3 separate regions of the Homo sapiens genome follow, and regions 2 and 3 are each linked to region 1. A link is a contact called in ENCODE Hi-C or POLR2A ChIA-PET data. All regions are on one chromosome and are shown on one strand. Each heading gives the region's core, a stretch centred on a gene start or an enhancer-like site at or near the end of the contact. The rest is flanking DNA. Distances are from core to core; before and after follow the strand shown.

The links. A loop is a pair of places that touch in the nucleus more often than their neighbours do. ChIA-PET counts read pairs that join two places held with the same protein, here RNA polymerase II (POLR2A).
Region 2: a map of aorta shows a loop between it and region 1 (6-fold over the local background). The contact joins two enhancer-like sites. A Hi-C loop is called at or near these places in 2 of 168 maps with a recorded cell type or tissue (aorta and chondrocyte). POLR2A ChIA-PET finds 5 or more read pairs at or near these places in 1 of 52 experiments (activated CD4-positive, alpha-beta T cell).
Region 3: a map of endothelial cell of hepatic sinusoid shows a loop between it and region 1 (3-fold over the local background). The contact joins two enhancer-like sites. A Hi-C loop is called at or near these places in 1 of 168 maps with a recorded cell type or tissue (endothelial cell of hepatic sinusoid). POLR2A ChIA-PET finds 5 or more read pairs at or near these places in 1 of 52 experiments (AG04449).

Annotation. Positions count from the first base shown.
Region 1 is chr1:243,923,296-243,925,995 of GRCh38, forward strand. All of the region lies in intron 1 of LINC02774 (long intergenic non-protein coding RNA 2774), which reads left to right. Among named protein-coding and RNA genes, the nearest start is that of LINC02774, 7.2 kb to the left of the region's middle. RefSeq lists an enhancer at 1,013-1,661. Within about 2 kb of position 1,441, at least 3 of the 41 ENCODE cell types and tissues checked have a DNase peak (open chromatin) inside an H3K27ac peak, as active enhancers do.
Region 2 is chr1:243,597,245-243,599,944 of GRCh38, forward strand. The region is part of intron 8 of AKT3 (AKT serine/threonine kinase 3); the gene reads right to left. Among named protein-coding and RNA genes, the nearest start is that of AKT3-IT1, 200 kb to the right of the region's middle. Within about 2 kb of position 1,412, at least 6 of the 41 ENCODE cell types and tissues checked have a DNase peak (open chromatin) inside an H3K27ac peak, as active enhancers do.
Region 3 is chr1:244,408,401-244,411,100 of GRCh38, forward strand. ADSS2 (adenylosuccinate synthase 2) reads right to left here. Exons shown (of 13, transcript NM_001126.5): 13 at 94-1,238. The coding sequence ends at 1,186. Among named protein-coding and RNA genes, the nearest start is that of ADSS2, 42 kb to the right of the region's middle. Within about 2 kb of position 1,416, at least 2 of the 41 ENCODE cell types and tissues checked have a DNase peak (open chromatin) inside an H3K27ac peak, as active enhancers do.

The DNA of each region.
Region 1 (2,700 bases), core at 191-2,690:
AGGTTTGTATCACATTTTGTCTGTCCTTTGATCTGTCGTTGGATACATGGGTTGCTTCCACCTTTCGGCTATTGTGAACCCTGCTGATGTGAACATGGGTGTGCAAATGTCTTTATTCAAGTTCCCTGCTTTCCATTCTTTTGGGTGTATACCCAGAAGTGGAATTGCTGAATCATATAGTAATGCTATTTTTAACTTTTTGAGAAACCGCTATACTGTTTTCCACCGAAGCTGTGCCATTTTACATTCCTGGATCGTTATTCTCAGAGAACCAAAATCCCAGTCCAGTCTGACAATCATATGTCTCTGGTTCAGCCTGGTGCAATTTCAAAATGTGATATTTTTATCATACAACAGCTTCTCTCCTCCGCAGCTTGGGCCTTCTTTCTACTTAGAAACCCGCCAGGGAGGAACACGGCCGGCTCATTTTCCCTCCTTGCTTTCCCTCATCTCACGCTCACTGGCTGGCTGCTTTGGCTCCCCAGGGTCAGGCACTGGGTGGGGTGCAGGGAGTTAGGGACACCATTGACGTCTGGCAGTGGTCCCTTCTGGGTGGGACCGATGTCCAAAATGACTGTCTCTCCTTGAGTCCCTTTGCGAGTTTCTCAGAAATCCTTTCTCCAGCTATTGGGGAGACTGAGGCAAGACTGCTTGAGCCTGGGAGGTCAAAGCTGCAGTGAGCTATGATTGCACCACTGCACTCCAGACTGGGCAACAGAGCAAGACCCCATGTCTTTAAAAAATTCCTTCTTGGAATCTGTTTCTGGCAATGCTTTTCCTCTGGCTATGTGTTTGTGGGTCATGCTCAGCCCCTGGGATCCTAGCAATCTGTCCCTGTGCAGGGGGATGTCTGTTCCTCCAGAGGGTCCTTGTAGGTAGAGTCTTTTTTTTTTTTTAATGGCACCCCAAGGCCAGCCCTTTTGTGCTGTGGGTAGAAGTGTAGCTTCCTCCCTATGAAGTCTTTCCTCTGGTTGCTCTGCCAATGCTAGTCAGACTCCTGTGTTTAGATGTGTACCCTGGAAGAGCCGGTTACCAGCTCCTCTTTCTCCTAAATTCCAGAGGACCCGTGTCAAGCTGCTGGTATGGATTTCTTGAAGTCTGCTCTTACTCAGGCTTAGTGTGGGGCAACCACACCCTTCCTCTCCTGTGAGCTGCAGTGATTACTGGTGACTTTCTAATACACAGTCCTTCTTGCCCTTCTTCTCCTCCCCTAGAAGCCTCCAGGTTGGTGACGGTGGTGGGCTCATGCTAGCAGAATCAGATTCACAGTCCCCTGTTTTTCTTACAAAGGTGAACTAGTGTCTTCCTCCAGGGCAGCGTTTCTCAAACACAGCCCTACTGACATTTGGGGCCAGAAAATTCCATGCTGTGAGGCCTGCCCCGTGCATTTCAGGATGTTTAGCAACATCCCTGGCCTCTGCTCACTAATTTCCAGTAGTATCACCTCCGGTTGTGACAACCAAGAATGTCTCCAGACATTGTGAAATACCTCTTGGAGGGCAAAATTGCTCCCGGTTGAGGAGCACTGCTGTGGTGTCTTGAGCTGCTTTTGGCCTTTGGCATTCCACAGAGCCCCCTTTTGTTATTCTGTGGTAGATGGCTTCTGATATACGGGAGCTACAGCCAGGCTGCAGGCAGACCCTGAGGAGACTTGCAGGAAGCTAAATTGAAGTCGTTTCTGTTTACTGCCATCTTCTTGTCTCTTTAGAAAATTCTTGTTTATGTGTTGCAACCTCGCCTTAGCTGTAACCCAGGAGGTCAAAAAGCAGGTGACATGGGCACACGGGGAGGGAATGCAGCCCCTCTGCCAACCTGCCCCGGCAAGGCCAGCCTTGGCTGTGGGGCGGTTGATAATTAGTGAGCCTTCGCAGAGAACAATAACCTGGGCTTCCAAATCCTGCTGCCTCTTCCTACAGGGAGAACCTCCCTTCTTTGTTAACCTAGGCAGATTTGGATTTCTTTCCTTTTTTTTTTTTCTTTTTTAAGGAAATCAGCAGTTTCCTTATTATGTTCTATTGGGATTGGACAAACCCTAAGAGCCAGGGTGTGGGAGCTGAGCTGTTTGAGCCTGTCCTGCTTCAGGTCAGGTTTGTTTTTGGTACAGAGCTGGGCCCTGCACTGGGGAAGGGGAGGAAAGTAGCTGTTATTGACTGGACAGTCTGATAGGAACCCTTCTTTCAAAGAAGATTGTATGTGTGTATGTGTGTGTGTGTGTGTGTGTGTGTTTCCCAACTAAGTGTATCGGTTGCTCATGGGCAATAAATGAGTAAGGGACCCTCTTGGGCTTCCCAGCCTAGTCGCAAGCCCCCATAGTGAGTGCTCAGCTCTGGCCTCTGGCCCCAGTCTCTGTTGCCCTCGAGAGCGCTTGGCCAGGGAACTTGTCTTGCTCTTGGCAGCTCTGATCCCAGAGGCCAAAGTCACAGCTTTAACAATATAATCCTGAATATAGGAGCCATAAGCAGACTTACCTACATTTCTGTACTTTTAGTGAAATAGAAGTATAGGATGAGTAGATGTACAAGTAAAAGATTATCAAACATGAGAGGTGATAGGAGAGAAGGCTCAGAAACAAACAAAAGAGTAAGAGACAGATGCTGCCAGAAGCAAAATTACATACATAGACCAACAGAAGAATGAAAAATAATAGGAAAATATATGGAAACATAAAGGAAACAGATTTGAAATATAATATCCCACCTG
Region 2 (2,700 bases), core at 162-2,661, 330 kb before region 1:
ACCTAAACGTTCAATGATTTGGGAAGGTTTTAATAAGTTAAAGTGTATCTACATAATTAGTAGGCAACAAGTAACATATTTTAAAATGATAAAATTGAAAATATGTGTACAGTATAAACAGTGGAAAATATATTAACACGGTATTAGCAATTATTTCTAGATGGTAAGATTTAGAGTGGTTTTTATCTTCTGTTTCATACCTCAAAAAATACTTGTAATTATTTAATATCCATTCCCCAGAATACTATGCATTTTTGTTTTGTTTTGTTTTGTTTTGGTGACAGGGTCTCACTCTGTTGCCAAGGCTGAAGTGCAGTCGCATGATGGCTCACTGCAGCCTCAACCTCTTGGGCTCACTCAATCTTCCCACTTCAGTCTCTCGAGTAGCTGGGAGCACAGGCACTGGCTACCACACCTGGCTAATTTTTAACTATTTTGGTAGATACAGGGTCTCCCTATGTTGCTCAGGCTGGTCTTGAACTCTTGGGTTCAAGTGATCCTCCTGCCTTGGCCTCCCAAAGTGCTGGGCATGAGCCACTGGGCCTGGCCTATGCCCTTCTTAAATGCAGAGACCATCTGTCTTGCTCATGTAGTATACTAAGCACATAGTACAGTGCCTGCCTTGAAGAAAGCAGCATTCAATAAGAACTTTTTTGACAGAATTAAAATAATTTTTTTGGCTTTTTGAAGTTCTCTGTAATGAATGTACATTATCACTTTTGCAATAGAAAAAAATTATTCAAAGGTTTCAAATAAATGTACTAATAATTAATGTACTGATTTATGCTTATTATAAATTTAATGCTCTATTTTTTTCTTGGCAAAGGCATAGGAAAATGAGAAAATTATGACAGTACACCATATCTTTGCATCTTCAGCACCATGCCTAGTATATGACACATATTATATTCTTCATAAATATGTATTGCAAAAAATAAAATTAAATTCAGAAATACCTCTCAAAAAATTATAAGAAAAATCATCCTTAAGGTTTTTGAGGTAAAATATTTTCATTGGAAGTATTAAAAATCATATATAATAGTTGAATAATCTTATCTTTGTTCAAAAAGGAAAGTGAATTATTTGCTGCTAAAATAGGGAGCTTATCTTTATCAAGTTAAGTTCCTTTATAAAGGCAAAGACTACATAGTTTTTTTTTATTGTTAAGCTTAGCCATGCTATAGGAATACAGTAATGTAAAATGCATTAACTCAAACTACTAAATATACAAGCATATTTCATCATTCTATTAGGAAGAAATTTTCTCCATAACTCTCTCTCATAATAGCCTAACAGGAACTGCACTAGAGTGTAGCTGTACTCCCACGGTTTAGTAAGTGAACAGGTATTCAGCCCATCCTTGCAAAAAGATGACTGCATCTACAGCCGTGCCCTAAAGTCTCATGCTCAACAGGCTTCTCTCATCAGAGCACAGGAAGTTCCTTCCCACATACCCTTCAAATGTCAACCTAACACTACTTCCTCAAAGAGATAACTAAATTTATAGTAGGTTCTCCATCATTCTCTCTCATACTACAGCACTCTGTTGCCATTATATTTATTGGGTTTATTTTGTTTTATTATTTTATAATATGCATCTCCTTCTAGAAATCATGACTGTTTTATTCATCCTAGCGAACGCAGTAAGCATTTAATACATACTTTTGATTGAATGAGCTAATCTTATTTGGGGAACATACCTGTTCTTGAAGATTTAGTTCAAATGCACCTTTCCTCCTAAAATCTCCTGTATAGGAGAACATTTGTGGGGATGTTATTTTTATCGTGGTGATGATTTCATGGGTCAAAAGTTATCAGATTGTACACTTTAAATATGTACAAATTATTTATAATTTGTTATTAACTCAGCAAAACTGTTTTAAAGAAAGGGAAACATCTTAAGACAAAATGCAGATTTTCTCACACAAATAAAAGCTAACAAAAGTTACGGCTATCAGACCTGCACTACAAAAACAAATGCTAAAGGAAGTTTTTATGCAAAAGGAAAATGTAATAGATGAAAATGTATACCAACACAAAGGAAAAGAGAACACTTAAAATGACTACTTTATGAATATAAAACATTTTTTCTATTAAAAATTATTTTAAAGATAATTGCTTAAGGCAAAAACAGTGTATTGTAAAGGTTAAAAAATACATGGAAGTAAAATGTCTGAGAACAACTGCACAAAAGACAGAAGGCAGGGAAACAGATGTATGCCTTTTAAGGTTCAGATAGAAGGTAAGAAAATAGACGTATGCTGTTATAAGGTTCTTACAGTACAGGTAAAGTGACACAGCATATTGTTTGAAAGTCTACCGTGATGAGAAAAGATACATATTCTAAACCCTAAAGCTACCACCATAAGAACAAAGAAGCAGAGCTAATCAAACTAAGATTATTTAAACTCATCAAATTACTAATAGAAATTCTTCAACTTTTAATAAAGAGCATCTACGAAAAATCTACAGCTAACAACATGGTTAATGGTGACAGTATGAATGCTTCTGCCCTAAAATTAGGTATAAAGCAAGGATATTTGCTCTTATCCTGCTCTTTAACACTGTTCTAAACATCCTGGATAGTTTAATAAGGCAAGGAAATGTACACATATTAGAAAATAGCAGTAAAACTGTCTTTGTTCTCACCTGACATGATCATCTACATAGAGAAATCCAATATATTTACAATAAAAGACT
Region 3 (2,700 bases), core at 166-2,665, 490 kb after region 1:
CTTGAACTAAGTATTACACTACAGAGATAAAGCTCCTTCCTATATACTATTACTAACCTCTCTTAGTAGAACAAAAACACAATACGCAAAGCATACTAGAAATATTTGGTTCTTTTAATCAGCTATTCATGGTGTAATAAAATAAATTTAAGTGGCACCTAATTTAACATTTAAAATAGTTCATTAAAAGATAATCTACAAAACAATGTTATGCCTAATTGTCAAAATAACACCTTTTTTTTTTCAAGAAAGGAGAAATAAAGGCATAATCAAAATTATGGCTAACAACGTGGGTTCATTTTGACACTTACAGATGATTCTGTAGGCATATCGGCAGGCACGATGTTGAAAACCAATCCACTAGATTTAAAATTAATGGTAAGATAAAAAAGAAAAGATACACATTTCAGAGGTAATGTTTGAAATTAAAGAAAAATATCCACCATATATTACAACAGATCTTTTAATGACTATTTTTAACATAAAGATTGTTGTTTTGGGAAACATCTATTCTCTTTGAACATTTCACTAAATTTTCAATGTATTAAATAACTGACAGAAATAAGTTCTGTGTTCTGTACAAATTAAAGGTCCCATGAATACATAACCCCCTCCCAGCCCCACCAAAGCTCAATTTTGCATGGTTTCAGCAGAAAATAGACAGCCCAAAATTTAAACAGAATTCATAGCATTACAAAAGTTTACAGAACCCCTATGTTTTCATCATTTGTTTCTAACAACAAAGATTACAATGACAGAACTGAATGATCAGAATGTAAAAATATTTGTGCAAAACTGCATTAATTGTTCTTACCATCTAATAGGGGTAAAACTTAAGAACACGCAATGACAATAATGAAGAAAAACTACATTAAAAGTAATTCTACTTTTGATATCAAACAACATGGATTATACTATTACTAAACATTGAAAAAAAAAACGTGGCACCATGAGAGCAGCAGGAGCAACAAATGATTTGGCAATTCCAGCTAAAGAAAGCTGACACTGGAATATGCCAAAGTTAATCTCCACAGTAGGCATCCATCTGAAAAGACTGGAAACAACTGTAGGGCTTCAAACTTACTTCAGTGTCTTTATTCTTGAATTTGCAGGTCATAAATGAAATATTTAAGAAAGTCTTTTCCCCTCCCTCTCAAGGAGTGTTTCTTGCATTACTGGCAATCATTAAAAGAGTTGAATCATAGATTCTCTGGATTTACCAACACCAATCCACTTAACTAGGAGAATACAAAGAGAAAAGGAATTGAATCAATTCATCTCTAATGTTCACTCGTTGGGATTAAAACAGGTAGTCCCCTACTTTTCTCAGTATCACCATAACTTTTCCCTATGTGCCTTTTTGCTGTTCTCTATTCTGTTAGCAGACTGTGCCGATTTCTAAACAGGATGTACAAATAAGACCCAGCACAGGACAGTATGCCTTACTGTTCCCTTTTTAACTGTGCAATATTTTCACTTTCCTAATGACTTAGGATAGTAAAATATTGACCAACACCAGCAGAGACCTACAGAAAGTTGGTGATCAAGTTCCTGATAACAGGCCAAGATAAGCATCTTCAACATCTAGATGAGAATATGATTTTAACTTGCACAGCCTCAGAAACTGCCCACTACAGGAGTCTATGGAAATCGAATCATCTGCATCACATGGTTTCAGATTATTTGCAGAATTGCCAGCTTCCATAAGGTACTGTTAGGATCAACCTTCGTGGTATTTTACAGATTTTTGTTAGACTCACTGCTGTTTATATTTCAAGAAAATGCTGACCAAGAGCAGTAAGCAAATATGCTTACTAAATTTGACATCATGCTGGGAGGGGCAACTAGTAATTTGGAAAACAAGAATCATGCTGGAAACGAAGCACAAGGCAAAAGAGATTTTACACGGAGGACACATCCCACACACTTCACTTTTTCTTATGTTTCAAATATCCATCAATGCCAACAAAACGATACAAGGAAAAAGCCATCTGTTAAAAGAATGACTTCACATAACTAGATACAGCCATACGTTGTTATGCCTAACTCCCTCGCCATCTTATATTTGTTCTTTAATAAATAGGCTTAATTATTTTTAAAAATTTTTTCTTACATTTTTTTCTAGTGAGATTTCCCATTTTCTATACCAATTATTTCCCAGTGTATATTCAGGAAACTCCAAATCTCAAGGGTAATTTAACCCAAACAAACCATAAACCATTTTTAACCCCCCAAAAACACACAACATTTTTTGTGGTGGTAGAGATACATGAGGATTTGTTATTAAGAGGGAGAAGTGAATGAGACAATGTCACAGGATAAAAAAAAAACAGACTAAGAATTAAAGACAGGGTCAGAAAGGGTGAGAAGTAATCTATTATCTTCTATTTAAAGATGAGCATCGTATTTACTTTAAGGAATAAAAATATTACTTTGTATCTTCCTGGGCATTTATGCAAATCATGTGCACTCTGTAAAGTAACAATGATCTTTCCTTTATTCTATTTCAAAGGCACATAGGCAAGTTAAAAGAAAAGACAGTTGGCCGGGCATGCTGGCTCATGCCTGTAATCCCAGCACTTTGGGAGGCTGAGGTGGGCAGACCAAGAGGTCAGGAGAGACCAGCCTGGCCAACATGGTGAAACCCCGTCTCTTACTAAAAATACAAAAATTAGCCAGGCGTGGTGGCGCGCACCTCTA